Linked DNA regions of Homo sapiens: regions 2 and 3 are each linked to region 1. The links are chromatin contacts, found by Hi-C or POLR2A ChIA-PET in ENCODE. All regions are on one chromosome and are shown on one strand. Each heading gives the region's core, a stretch centred on a gene start or an enhancer-like site at or near the end of the contact. The rest is flanking DNA. Distances are from core to core; before and after follow the strand shown.

Evidence for each region. Hi-C counts contacts between places; a loop is a spot of excess contacts on that map. ChIA-PET counts read pairs that join two places held with the same protein, here RNA polymerase II (POLR2A). Pooled maps may share reads with other maps.
Region 2: a loop to region 1 is called in a pooled map, with 8 times the contacts of the local background. The contact joins the promoter of ATP6V0A2 here to the promoter of RAB35-AS1 in region 1. A Hi-C loop is called at or near these places in 6 of 50 pooled maps.
Region 3: a loop to region 1 is called in a pooled map, with 20 times the contacts of the local background. The contact joins the enhancer-like site here to the promoter of RAB35-AS1 in region 1. A Hi-C loop is called at or near these places in 4 of 37 single-sample maps with no recorded cell type and 3 of 50 pooled maps. POLR2A ChIA-PET finds 5 or more read pairs at or near these places in 1 of 52 experiments (B cell).

What each region holds. Positions count from the first base shown.
Region 1 is chr12:120,114,543-120,118,433 of GRCh38, forward strand. It overlaps RAB35-AS1 (RAB35 antisense RNA 1), which reads left to right and starts at 2,365. Exons shown (of 1, transcript NR_182302.1): 1 at 2,365-3,891. It overlaps RAB35 (RAB35, member RAS oncogene family), which reads right to left and starts at 2,211. Exons shown (of 6, transcript NM_006861.7): 1 at 2,057-2,211. The coding sequence starts at 2,108. RefSeq lists enhancers at 1,402-2,194, 2,195-2,986, 3,779-3,891 and silencers at 1,912-2,041, 2,142-2,451, 2,612-2,961, 3,052-3,111, 3,099-3,277.
Region 2 is chr12:123,710,711-123,714,348 of GRCh38, forward strand. It overlaps ATP6V0A2 (ATPase H+ transporting V0 subunit a2), which reads left to right and starts at 1,643. Exons shown (of 20, transcript NM_012463.4): 1 at 1,643-1,972. The coding sequence starts at 1,856. LOC105370042 (a long non-coding RNA gene) reads right to left here. Exons shown (of 3, transcript XR_945477.4): 3 at 2,056-3,638. RefSeq lists a silencer at 1,468-2,017.
Region 3 is chr12:124,772,618-124,776,609 of GRCh38, forward strand. No RefSeq gene overlaps it. Among named protein-coding and RNA genes, the nearest start is that of SCARB1, 89 kb to the right of the region's middle. RefSeq lists a silencer at 1,446-1,740 and enhancers at 1,651-1,810, 1,821-1,870, 1,931-2,090. Within about 2 kb of position 2,179, at least 14 of the 41 ENCODE cell types and tissues checked have a DNase peak (open chromatin) inside an H3K27ac peak, as active enhancers do.

The DNA of each region.
Region 1 (3,891 bases), core at 1,115-3,614:
AAGCTTAGTCTGGACTTCCATGGCTACCATCTCCCAGCTTTGAGGATCTCAATGTCGGGAGAAATCAAAGAGCACAGCATCCATCTCCTCTGCACAACCTACGCCTACATGGCTGACCTAGGAGCTAGACCACATAAATCTCGACCCAATGAGTCTTCTCCCACACCTGACTTCGGAGAGAAAAATCAATTCATCACACAAAATGTACTGTGAGAAAGCGGGCCAAACCCATCCCCTGGGCTTTACAGAGGAGAAGAGCCAACAAGCTGCATCTTCCTGCTGAGTTTAGGCTTTTCACTGTTGGATATCAACGCAGAGGTCCAGATGTCTTGCAGAGGGATAAAGGCTCCTGACCACGGCGGGCTGTCACTCCAAAAAGAGAGAAATGGCCCCAGTGCCAGTCCCTCAGAACCCAGGCCAGGGCTGCAAGGAAATCATGTAAAGGAAGAAGCCTCAAGACCCTGAAGAATACCAAAGGCCATCTCCAAGAGAACACTCCAGAGCTTGCCTGGTTTCCCTTCATTCAAACCATAACCAGTCAGTACTCCACCTTTCTACCTCCTTCCCCAACCTCAGTTACTCTTCCATCTCCCTGGTTAGCCCCCAGCTTTCCCCCTTACCTCTCCCCTCCTCCAGCAACCACGGAAACCTCAGCCATCCTTCACCTGATCCAAACCACCAACCACATCTCCATCCAGCTTTAAAAGGGAGGCCAAAACCACCCACTTCCCTGACCTAGCTCTGACATCGCTACCCAACACTCCTACATCCCAAGTCATACCGCTCACTTGATTTGATCCCCTTTCCTTAACAGTCCATGGGCTCTACCACCAGCCTGGCCTCTGCCTCCAATCATAAGACATCCCTCCCCACACTCAGCTCAGGTCTGGTCTACAAACTGAGCATGCTCCCAAGACTCTTTCATGAACATCATATAACCCCAGCACCTCAGTTTCGCTCCCATAAACCTTCTGGGGCCTGCCTTCCTGACCTCTTGGTCACTCCATAAACCTGCTCACCTGCCACACTCCAAACAGCTCTAAAACCCTCCACCTTTTCCCAGAAACCAGTCTACCTTTTCGAAGGACACTTAATATTCATTAATTCCTTCTGCAAATATGTCTTAAGCATGTACTGGGTGCCAGGCACTGTTCTAGGCACTGGAGCTAGAGCAGTGATCAGAGCTAGGAGCCCTCAAGCAGTGTGTGTGTGTGGCCAAAGCACTTTTATAATTTTGGCTGTCCCATCCCCAGGACCCCTCTGTATATAGTAGTGTAACAGCAAACAGTGACAACTCACTATGTGCCAGGAGCTGTGAGCAACACTGCAGAATCTCACTTAATACTCACATCAACCCCATAAGGCAGATCCAACTATCATTCCATCTTACAGATGAGGAAACTGAACCACGCAGGGATATAATAATTCAGCAGGAATATGCCAGACCCTGTGCAAAGCCCTTTATCCGACTTACCTCATTTAAACCTCACGGCAATCCCATGAGGCAGGTTCTGAGAACGTCCTCATTTTAGATGGGAAGAAACTGACGCTTATAAAGGATACTGATGATAATGACAATAGTGAACATTTACTTCGAGCTTACTTTACCGGGTAGGGCGCTACGCACTTTTCCTACTTTATCCCATCGAATCCTCACACCACCCAGCAAGGCACATCCCCACTTCTCAGATGAGGGAACTGAGGCTCAGGACGGCGAAGCAACTTGCCCAAGGTCAGCGCGAGGCAGGTGGTAGTCCTGAGACTCGAACCCACGTCTCTCCAACTCCAGAGATCGCGCGACTTGACCAAGGTCACACGTGAGGCAGGAACAGGCGCGATGACTGGACCCGGCGCGCTTGGCCCCTCCGCCCCGCGCCCCAACCTCCCCTCGGCGCGGTCCGGAGCCCCTCGGCGCACCCCTGGGGCCCAGACCGCCGGGCTGCCCCGCCCGCCCGCCCCGCACGGGCCGGCACCTCCCCGCCCGCCTGCCGCCCCGAGGCCCCCGCGGGCCGCGCCCGGCAGGGCCCGCGCCGCCTCCGGCCGCTGCGGCCCTCACCGCTGTCGCCGATGATGAGCAGCTTGAAGAGGTGGTCGTAGTCCCGGGCCATGGCGGGCGGGGGCGGTGCGCGCGGGCGGGCGGGGTCGGTACTGGCCTCGCGATCCGCAGCTCCCTTCGGGCTGCTCCGGCAGCGGCGGATCCACTTCCCGAACAAACAGCCGGAACTGACAGAAACACCTCCCTCCGCTCCCCCTCCTCCTCCTCAGCAGCCGCCGCCGCTACCACCGCCTCCCTCCTTCCCGCCCCGCCCCACCACTGCGCAGGCGCAGCGTCTGGCACCGCCTTGCGCAGCCGCAGCCTGAGCCGGCCGCGCCCGGGTCGCGCACGCGCCCTGACGGAGTCCCAGCAAGCGCGGGCCCGTCTTCCTCGCGTCTCCTCGGGGAGCGTCGTCGCCGCCACCCTGGGCGCTGAGAGCTTGCGGAGCCGAGCCGCTGTCGAGTCCCAGCGGAAAGAAGCCCAAGGTGCCGGAGAAGCCCGGTCGTGGACGTTGTTGCTCCCTCATCTTCGAGACCCGCACGCCCTGCGGAGAGGAAATGACAGGCACGCCGCGACCGTGGGGCGGGGCTCGCACGAGCTCCGGGTTTCCAGAGGCAGGGGCCGGGGCCGTAGAAGGCAGAGTCGCGCGGGGAAGGCCCGGTACCCCGCCCCTTCCGCACCGACCCCTCCCCCGCGGAGCTGGCCCCGGCCCCGGGCCTGTGGAGTGGACGCCGAGGGCGGCGGGCGGCTTCCGAGTTGGACAGAACGGGAGCTGCCGGCGGGAGCAGAGCTGCGAGGAGGTGGCCTTTGAGGGCAGCGCGGGGTCGAAATCCCATCCCAGCGCTGTGACCTCTTGGAGCCCACATTGCCTCTTTGGTGGAGGGGAGGGAGTGGTCCAGCTCCGAGCCGAGCCTGGGAGCTGAATGACCCAGTGTGCAAGGCGCACCTCGGAGACCGAAAGCAACCGCTCCCCCGGCTTCAATTTCACACCACCTGCAGATACACGTCTCAGAATCTGCGGCTAGGAAGACCTGGGCCGCCAGAAGCTAAACGTGTGCATTTTGTCATCAGCCCCGGTTTCTCGTTTTAGAGTGAGTTCCCACCTGCCCTACCTAAACTGACCTGAAACGGAAAGTTGTATGCCCCCACGACCATCCTCACTGCAGAACTGCAGAGGGTTTTAAGCTCCTTATTACCTGTTTCTTATAATCCTGTCCCTTTCCAGGCGAGTATTTATCGGATAGTTCTACTTGTTTTATCAAACTTCCTTTTCTTTTGACTTTATAAAAAGCAATGCCGGGAGGCTGAGGCGGGAGAATCGCTTGAACCCGGGAGGCGGAGGTTGCAGTGAGCTGAGATCTCGCCATTGCACTCCATTCTGGGCAACAAGAGCGAAACTCCGTCTCAAAAAAAAAAAACAATGTTCGTCCTTAAAATTATGTGCAGAAGTTTACTGAAAAGTACAAGTTACTATTTTTCCTTCTGAAGCACTCCTCACAGGTAACCCCTGTTAGTTTCACAGGTAACCTTAAAATGCTTAACACATATTTGTTGAATGAATAAGTGCCCCCCAGTGAATTTCCTTTGCCTGTACAAACATATATGTACATACCTTGCTTTTTCTATTTAACAGTACACTTTTATCATTTAACATCTGCGTGGTATGGTACTCCATCCGATAACCATCGGATGTACTATTATTTAACCACTCCGCTATTAATAGACATTCATGCTGTTTATATTTTTTGGTTATAATAAACATTGTTGCAGGCGGGATCATTGAACAACACATGGAGTGTCTGACTCAAGCCTTGAGTTGTTTTTCCGGGAGCTGAGAATCAGTGTGGTGATATCGA
Region 2 (3,638 bases), core at 393-2,892, 3.6 Mb after region 1:
CTCAGCCTCCCAAAGTGCAGGGATTACAGGAGTGAGCCAGGGCACCCAGCCTAGTGTAACTAGCTTTGGATTTCAGGTATTTATGGAAAATAAATTTAAAACTTCCAAATGACAGGTAATTTAGCTTGATTTTGTGGGCTTTGTGAGGACGCCTTTTGTACTTAAAAGAAGGAAAAAACTCAGTTTGGCAGAATGGGGTCTGGAGTGTCTATGGTTTTAACTTTTTTAAGTTTATACATTTATGTATGCATTCATGAACTATTTATTGAGTGGCTACTATGTGCTGGGGCTTGGAGATACCACAGTGGCAGAAACAATGTCCCCACCTTGGTGGAGCTTCCATTCTAGCAGGGAAGACTGGCACTAACACACAGACAAGATAATTTCAGATGGTGGCAGGTGCAGTGAAGGAAATAGAACAAGGATGTGACTCCAGGGACAGTCTCAAGGAAGGGGATATGTAAGCAGAGACTCGACTGGGACAGCGGTGAGGTTGCGGCCTGGGGCGGGGGGCCACTGCTTCCCGGTCAGTGTGGGGAACACACACTGGGTGCTGTGTGATTCCATCGACAGGACAAGCCTGGAGGTGGCAAATTTAGCGAGACAAAATTGTCCTGTGGTGGCCAGGCCGGGCGGGAAGGGGAGACTGCAACTGAGCAGGAGGAGTCTTGCGAGGTCGGTGGGAAATGTTTGAAAACTGGATTGGGATGCTGGCTGCACACTCCAACTTCACGAAGAAGCCTAGGATCCCTCCGGGCGGCGGATCACGCCTGTAATCCTAGCGCTTTGGGAGGCCAAGGCGGGAGGATTGCTTGAGTTCAGGAGTTCGAGACCAGCCTGGCCAACATGATGAAACCCCTTCTCTATAAACATTTTAAAAACAAATTAGCCGGGTGTGATGGCGCGCGTCTGTAATCCCAGCTCCTCCAGAGGCTGAGGTGGGAGGATCGCTTGAGCTCAGGAGGTCAAGGTTGCAGCGAGCCGAGCTCGTGCTACTGCACTCCTCCCTGGGCCACAGAGGGAAACCCTATCCATAAAAAACCAGCAGCAGGGCCGGGCGCAGTGGTTCACGCCTGTAATCCCAGCACTGCGGAGGCCGAGGCAGGCGGATCACCTGAGCTCTGGAGTTTTGAGACCAGCCTGGCCAACATGGTGAAACCCCGTCTCTATTAAAAATACAAAAAAATTAGCTGGACGCGGGTGGCGCGCGTCTGTAGTCACAGCAACTGGGGAGTCTGAGGCTGGAGAATCGCTTGAACCTGGGAGACGGAGGTTGCAGTGAGCCGAGATCGCGCTACTGCACTCCAGCCTGTGGGACTGCGTGAGATTCCGTTTCTCTCTCTCTCTCTCTCACACACACACACACACACACACGCAGCAGCACAGGGTCGTGCACTAGGAACGGGTGAGCTTCGCGGCGTGCACACTCGGCGAGACTCCTCCAGGAAAGCCGGGGAGCCGCGCGGGATTTAGCTCTGCGTCCAGTCCGGCGGAGCGCCAGCTGCAGTGGTCGTACCCGCCGGGTTCGCGCTGGTTGGCCCTGCCGCCACGTCGTGCGGCGACAACCTCGGGCGTCCATTGGTCGGCCGGCGGGGGGGGCGGGACGCGGGGGCGGAACCGGAACCGGCAGTGGCTTGGGGGCGGGACCTCGCGGACTGCTGTGGCGGCAGCTGGAGCGGCGGCCGCGGTGGCAGAACCGGGGGCGGCCGCTGCAGTCTGGAGCCCCATAGTGCGGGGCCGCGGCCAGGCCACAGGAAGAGCTCGAGGCCCGGGCCGCACCGGCTGAGTGTGCGGGCCCGCGCGGCTCGGAGCCGCCGCCGCCCATCGAGCCCCTCCGGGCGCGGGTCGGCCCGCCATGGGGTCCCTGTTCCGGAGCGAGACCATGTGCCTGGCGCAGCTCTTCCTGCAGTCGGGCACGGCCTACGAGTGCCTCAGCGCCCTGGGCGAGAAAGGCCTGGTCCAGTTCCGAGACGTGAGTGTCGCCCGGGAGACGCGGGCCGCACCTGCTCTCCTGGCGCCCCCAATCCCGCGCATCGCTGGGGCCCTCCCGCGGGGAGCACCGAGGAAGGGCGCGCCCCGTCCCCATTGTCCAGACGGGGAAGATGACACCCCAGCTCAGCGGCCAAAGCTTCCCGGAGCGCGGGGCTGACTCCAGGGTCGCCGGCCGTCTGTGTGGTCGGCGGCTGCTCTGCCCCAGTTAGTTAGGATCGCCCGTGTGGTCTTCATCAGCTCCGGGCACCGAGCTCAGCGGGAGAACAAATCCCACAAAGGCCTCTTGGAGTCCTTTTGGAACTTTACGGGGGTTAGGGGGGCGCATTAACCAAATAAATAGGTCAACCAGAAAAGGTTTGCCATAAAGAAGAAACGGGGTGATGTGAAGGTGATTCGGGCGGGAGGTGAGTGTGAAGGGATTGTCGAGGAAGCCTCCCGGAGAAGGTGATATTTCAGCTGAGACCCAAATAGAAAGGAGCCAGCCGTGGGGAAGATCTGGGGAGAGGGTCCTTGTTGGAGGGAACAGGAGGAGCCCAGACAGAGCCAGAAATGGGAAGGAGCTGGATGTCATCTGCTTGAGGAGAGGGATTTTTGTGTTTTGGTCACTGATGCTTAATGCTGTACATACCATTGTGTGTAAGGACTTAAGAACTCAGTCATTGTTTGTCGAGTGGAAGCTGTCTCCCCAACAAGTAATAATAAACATTTGTTTGTCCATTTACTTGTTTATTGTTTGTCTCCACCAAGGACTGTCAACCTCTGAGAGTAAGTACCTTAACGCAGTCCTTGGCAGTCATTGGCATCGATAGGCATTTGTTGAATGAACAGACAAGCTTTTCTTGACTGCCCGCTATGTTCAGGCACTGTTTTTGGTGCTGGAGACTCGGTGGTGAGCAAGGCAGACACAGTCCCTGTGTTCCTGGAGCTTCCAGTGTGGGAGGAGACAGATTAAACACACTCTGATTATGAGCTGTGATAAGTGCTAAGAAGGCAAAGAACAGGGTGTGGAAGGGAGACCGTGAAGCAAGTACTTACTGACTGAATTGAAATCCACTCAGGCGAACATTTTATTTCCTGGCCACCACTTTCATCTCCTGACTGTTTCCCTTAATCTTCCTAAGGTGTCCTTAATTTCAAAAGGGATCAGCCCTACCCGAGATCTGATATCCATTGATATCAGATATCTAATACCAGATCAGCCCCATAAGGCAGTTGCAAAGTCATGGAGAGACTCCTGAGTGACAGGCGAGGGTGCAGGTAAGATGCAGGGCGGTTCCTGGTTCCTGGAGCCACTTCTGCAGTTGTACCCATTCACCTGATGGATGCTGCGCTGAGCTGTGAATAGCACCCAAAACATTCAGGCAACAGCTGCAGGTGCAGCAGGCTCCTACATTTGTAACAGGTAGATGTTTTCCTTCCGGTTAGTACTCAAGCCAAGACACTTATCACACTTCAGTCTTACAGGTTTGAGCAAACGTACTAATCACTATGAAGGTTCCAGTTTCAATAAGCGCCACTACCTCCAGTCATAGAGTGTACCTGGGATCCTTTTCAACTGAATGTCAGTGAAAGGAGAAGAAAGTGCTGTTCATCTTTTTCCAGAAGGAAGTAAAACTAAGGTTGCTGCGATGAGCTCTTGTGTGGTG
Region 3 (3,992 bases), core at 929-3,428, 4.7 Mb after region 1:
CCCTGTGCCTAGCGCGTAGTGAGCACTGGATAAGTATGTGTTGAAAGAATGGGTGTCCGCGTGAGCCAAGGAGTACTAAGGAATGTGAGTAACCGCCCCGGCCAAAAATATTCGTTTCCAGCACAAGGGCATGTACCGGGGTTTATGCTGCAGGTCCTTGGAGTTTGGGGTTACAGCAACTGGTGTCAGGACTTCTGGTATTCTAGAACATTCTAGTATCAACTGAGATACAAAGTGCCCCAGGAGTCCTGAGACAGGGAAGAACAGCAAGCAGGAGTGATGGGGGAGGGGTGCTTCCTGGAGGAGAGGGCATGGCTGGAATTGCGCCTTTGATGATGGCGAAGACTGAGAGAGGCAGAGAGGGGGGAAAAGGCCACGCAGGGGCGATGCAGGCCGAGCAGGAAGAAGGGTGCATGGGACACAATCATGGGATGGTGCAGAGATTGCAGGTAGCAGGCTGCTTCGAGGTACTGGGAGGAACGTCCTTAATAGTTAGGTATTTATTTTAATGGCGACTGGAAAACTATTACTTGCCCAAAGGACCCATAATTTCACAGATATGACTGCCTTCCTTTTAAAATAAAATTCTTTAAGAAAAAAAGTAAGCCAAATTAAATCAACATGGTAAGTAGTGGAGTCCCATCGTTGGCAGGGGCTGGCGCCTGAAGTGAAGGCATGAGAAGAAAGTCTCGCAGAGTCAAAGATGCTCAGAATCAGAGACACTGAAGCTCGACCGGGTGTCCCGAACCCCAGCCCTCCAGCTGTGGGGCAGGCGGTGCTTCCCTCCCTGAGCCCTGGCTAAGGTCGTTGGCTGGGCTTAAGACCAAGGATGTGTCCAAACGCACACCCTACAAAAAAATCAAACCTCACTCAGAAGCAAGATGTTCACCCAATGAGACACACGGGAGGCTAAGTCCCTCGGGAACACACACACACACACACACACACACACACACACACACACCCCACACACACACAAACACAAGAATGACTTAAGGGCCAGGGCAGTGGCTCATGCCTGTTATCCCAGCACTTTGGGAGGCCGAGGCGGGCGGATCGCTTGAGCCTGGGAGTTGGAGATCAGCCTGGGCGACACGGCGAAACCCCATCTTTACAAAAATATACAAAAAATTAGCCGGGTGTAGTGGCACAGGCCTATAATCCCACCTACTTGGGAGGCTGGCTGAGGTGAGAGGATCGCCTGAGCCTGGGAGGTTGAGGCTGCAGTGAGCAGTGATTGTGCCAGCCTAGGTGACAAAGTGAGACCCTGTCTCCAAAAAAAAAAAAAAAAAAAAAAAAAAACCGAATGCCTTCTGGGGCCTGTCTTTTTTTCTGTTTTATGAGCAGGTAGACTTGAATGCAAGAGTTAAAACTGTCTGTGATGTGTTGCATACACAGATTAAGTCAAAATCCTCACCGTGGCTATCAAATAACCAAAGCTGGCCTCAGCTTCCCAGAGGATCAGACATGGGGAGTTTGAAGGGAACCATCCTCGGGGCCTGGACTCTCTCCTGAGCTTGTCACTCGCCTGCCATTTCCCCGGGCAGGTCACAAGACCCCCCACCCCTCCACTCTACAGCCAACGGGCAAAGCCTCCCTGACCTCCAGCCCCAATCAGAGGGAACTTCCCGGACACAGGTTTCGAGAACCCATCTAAAGATTGGGTAAGAAATGCTTTTGCAAGCCGGTGGTTTCCACTTTGCTGCTTTCTACAAATTTGAAGAAAGGTCAAACGGACCTGTCTGCTGGGAGATCAGTGAGAATCGCTTCCAATGACAGATCGCCGTGTGACATTCGCATACTACCCAGAAGGAGTATAAGAATTCCACTCCCAGTGACTTCCTTATGAAAACAAGGCTTCTCTGCACTTGCAGGGACAAAGAATTGATGGTAAAAATTGGTTTCATTCTAGCAATACGTGACAGTCATTCACGGATACATGAATTAATTGGGGGTGGAGAGGAAGTCCCACTCATCTCAGGACAAGAAGTATTTCTAAGCAAATAAAAGCCACAATGAGAAACCACTACGAAGGGCTGAAGTTTTTTAAAACTGAAAACACCAAGATGCTGGTGAGGACGCAGAGCTGATGGGAATGCAGCCTGGTACAGCGACTGTGAAACTGGCAGTCCCCCAAAAGTGAAACGCAGAGCTCCAGTTTGACTCAGCAGCTCCACTCCGAGGTATACACCCCAGGGAAATGAACGTACGCCTTCACACACAAATCTGTACATGAACGTTCACAGCAGCTTTGTTCATAGTTGCTGATGTGGTTTGGCTGCGTCCCTGCCCAAATCTCATCTCGAATTGTAGTTCCCATAATTCCCATGTTGTGGGAGGGAGCCAGTGGGAGATCATTGAATCATACGGGCGGTTAACCCCATACTGTTCTCCTGGTGGTGAGTAAGTCTCACAAGATCTGATGGTTTGATCGGGGGTTTCCCCTTTCACTTGGCTCTCATTCTCTCTTCTCTGGTCCCATGTAAGACATGACTTTGCTTCTCCTTTGCCTTCCACCATGATTGTGAGGCCTCCCCAGCCATATGAACTGTGAGTTCATGAAACCTTTTTTCTTTAAAAGTTACCCAGTCTTGGGTATGTCTTTATCAGTGGCGTGAAAACCAACTAATGCAATTGCCAAAGGCTGCAACCACTCTACGTGTCCCTCAATAAGTGAACGGCTGAAAAGCACTGGTGTGTGCACCCCATGGAGTTCTGCTCAGCAGTGAAAAGAAAGGAACTATTGCTACACACAACAACAGGCATGCATCTAGAGACAGTGCTGAGTGAAGGAAGCCAGGCTCAGAGGGTTACAGGCTGTAGATCCCATTTAGAACATTCTGGAAAAGGTAAAAATAGCTAGTGGCCAAGGGCTAAGCATGGGGATGAGGGACTTCCCTACAAAGTGGGAGGAAGGCAGCACAGGTCGCAGGCTGGGTGCAGTGGCTCACGCCTCTAATCCCAGCACTTTGGTAGGTTGAGGTGGGACTAATGCTTGAAGCCAAAAGTTTGAGACCAGCCTGGGCAACAGAGCCAGACCCCCATCTCTACAAAAAAAAAATTAGCCAGGTGTGGTGGCACACATCTGTGGTCCCAGCTACTCGGAAGGCTAAGTCAGGAGGCTCTCCTGAGCCTGGGAGGTGAAGGCTGCAGTGAGTCAAGATTGAACCACTGCACTCTAGCCTGGGCAACAGAGCGAGACTCTGTCTCAAAAAAAAAAAAAAAAAAATTATGGGAGCCCACTGTAAAACAAACAAAAACAAAGGGAAGACATGAGGAAATCTTGGGGGATGATGAAATTGTTTTGTCTTGATTGTAGGGGTAATGACTCAACTCTATAAACATGTCAAAATTCATGGAATTGTACACACACTCACACACAACTCTAATCTGTAAATGAAAAAGATATATAAAATGCATACCAAAAGGACATGCATTCCAATAAAATTTTGCTACTTTGATATGTCACATAAAACATAGTAATATAGTTTTGACCAATTGTGTCCTGAGACTTGAAAGGCAATCCAGATGGTATAGGCTAAATGTTTGTGTTGACCCAAAATTCCTGTTGAAGCCCTAACCTCCAGTGTGGCTGTGTCTGGAGATGGGGCCTCTAAGAAAATAATTAAATGAGGCCCTGATCTGATAGCATCAGTGTCCTTATAAGAGACACCACAGAGCTCTCGCTCTCCCTCTCTCTTCCCCCTTTCACACCGAGGAAAGGCCATGTGAGGACACAGAGAAGGCGGCCGTCTGAAGCCAGGAAGAGACGCCTCACCAGAACCCAACCCTGCTGGAACCCTGGTCTCAGACTTCCAGCCTCCAGAGCTGTGAGAAATAAATGGTTTAAGCCACCTATTGATGGTATTTTTTCTTTTTGAGACAGTGTCTCACTCTGTCTCGCAGGCTGGAGTGCAGTGGCATGATCACAGCTCACTGCAGCCTCAACCTCTTGGCTTCCAGCAATCCTACCTCAGCCTCCTGAGTAGTTG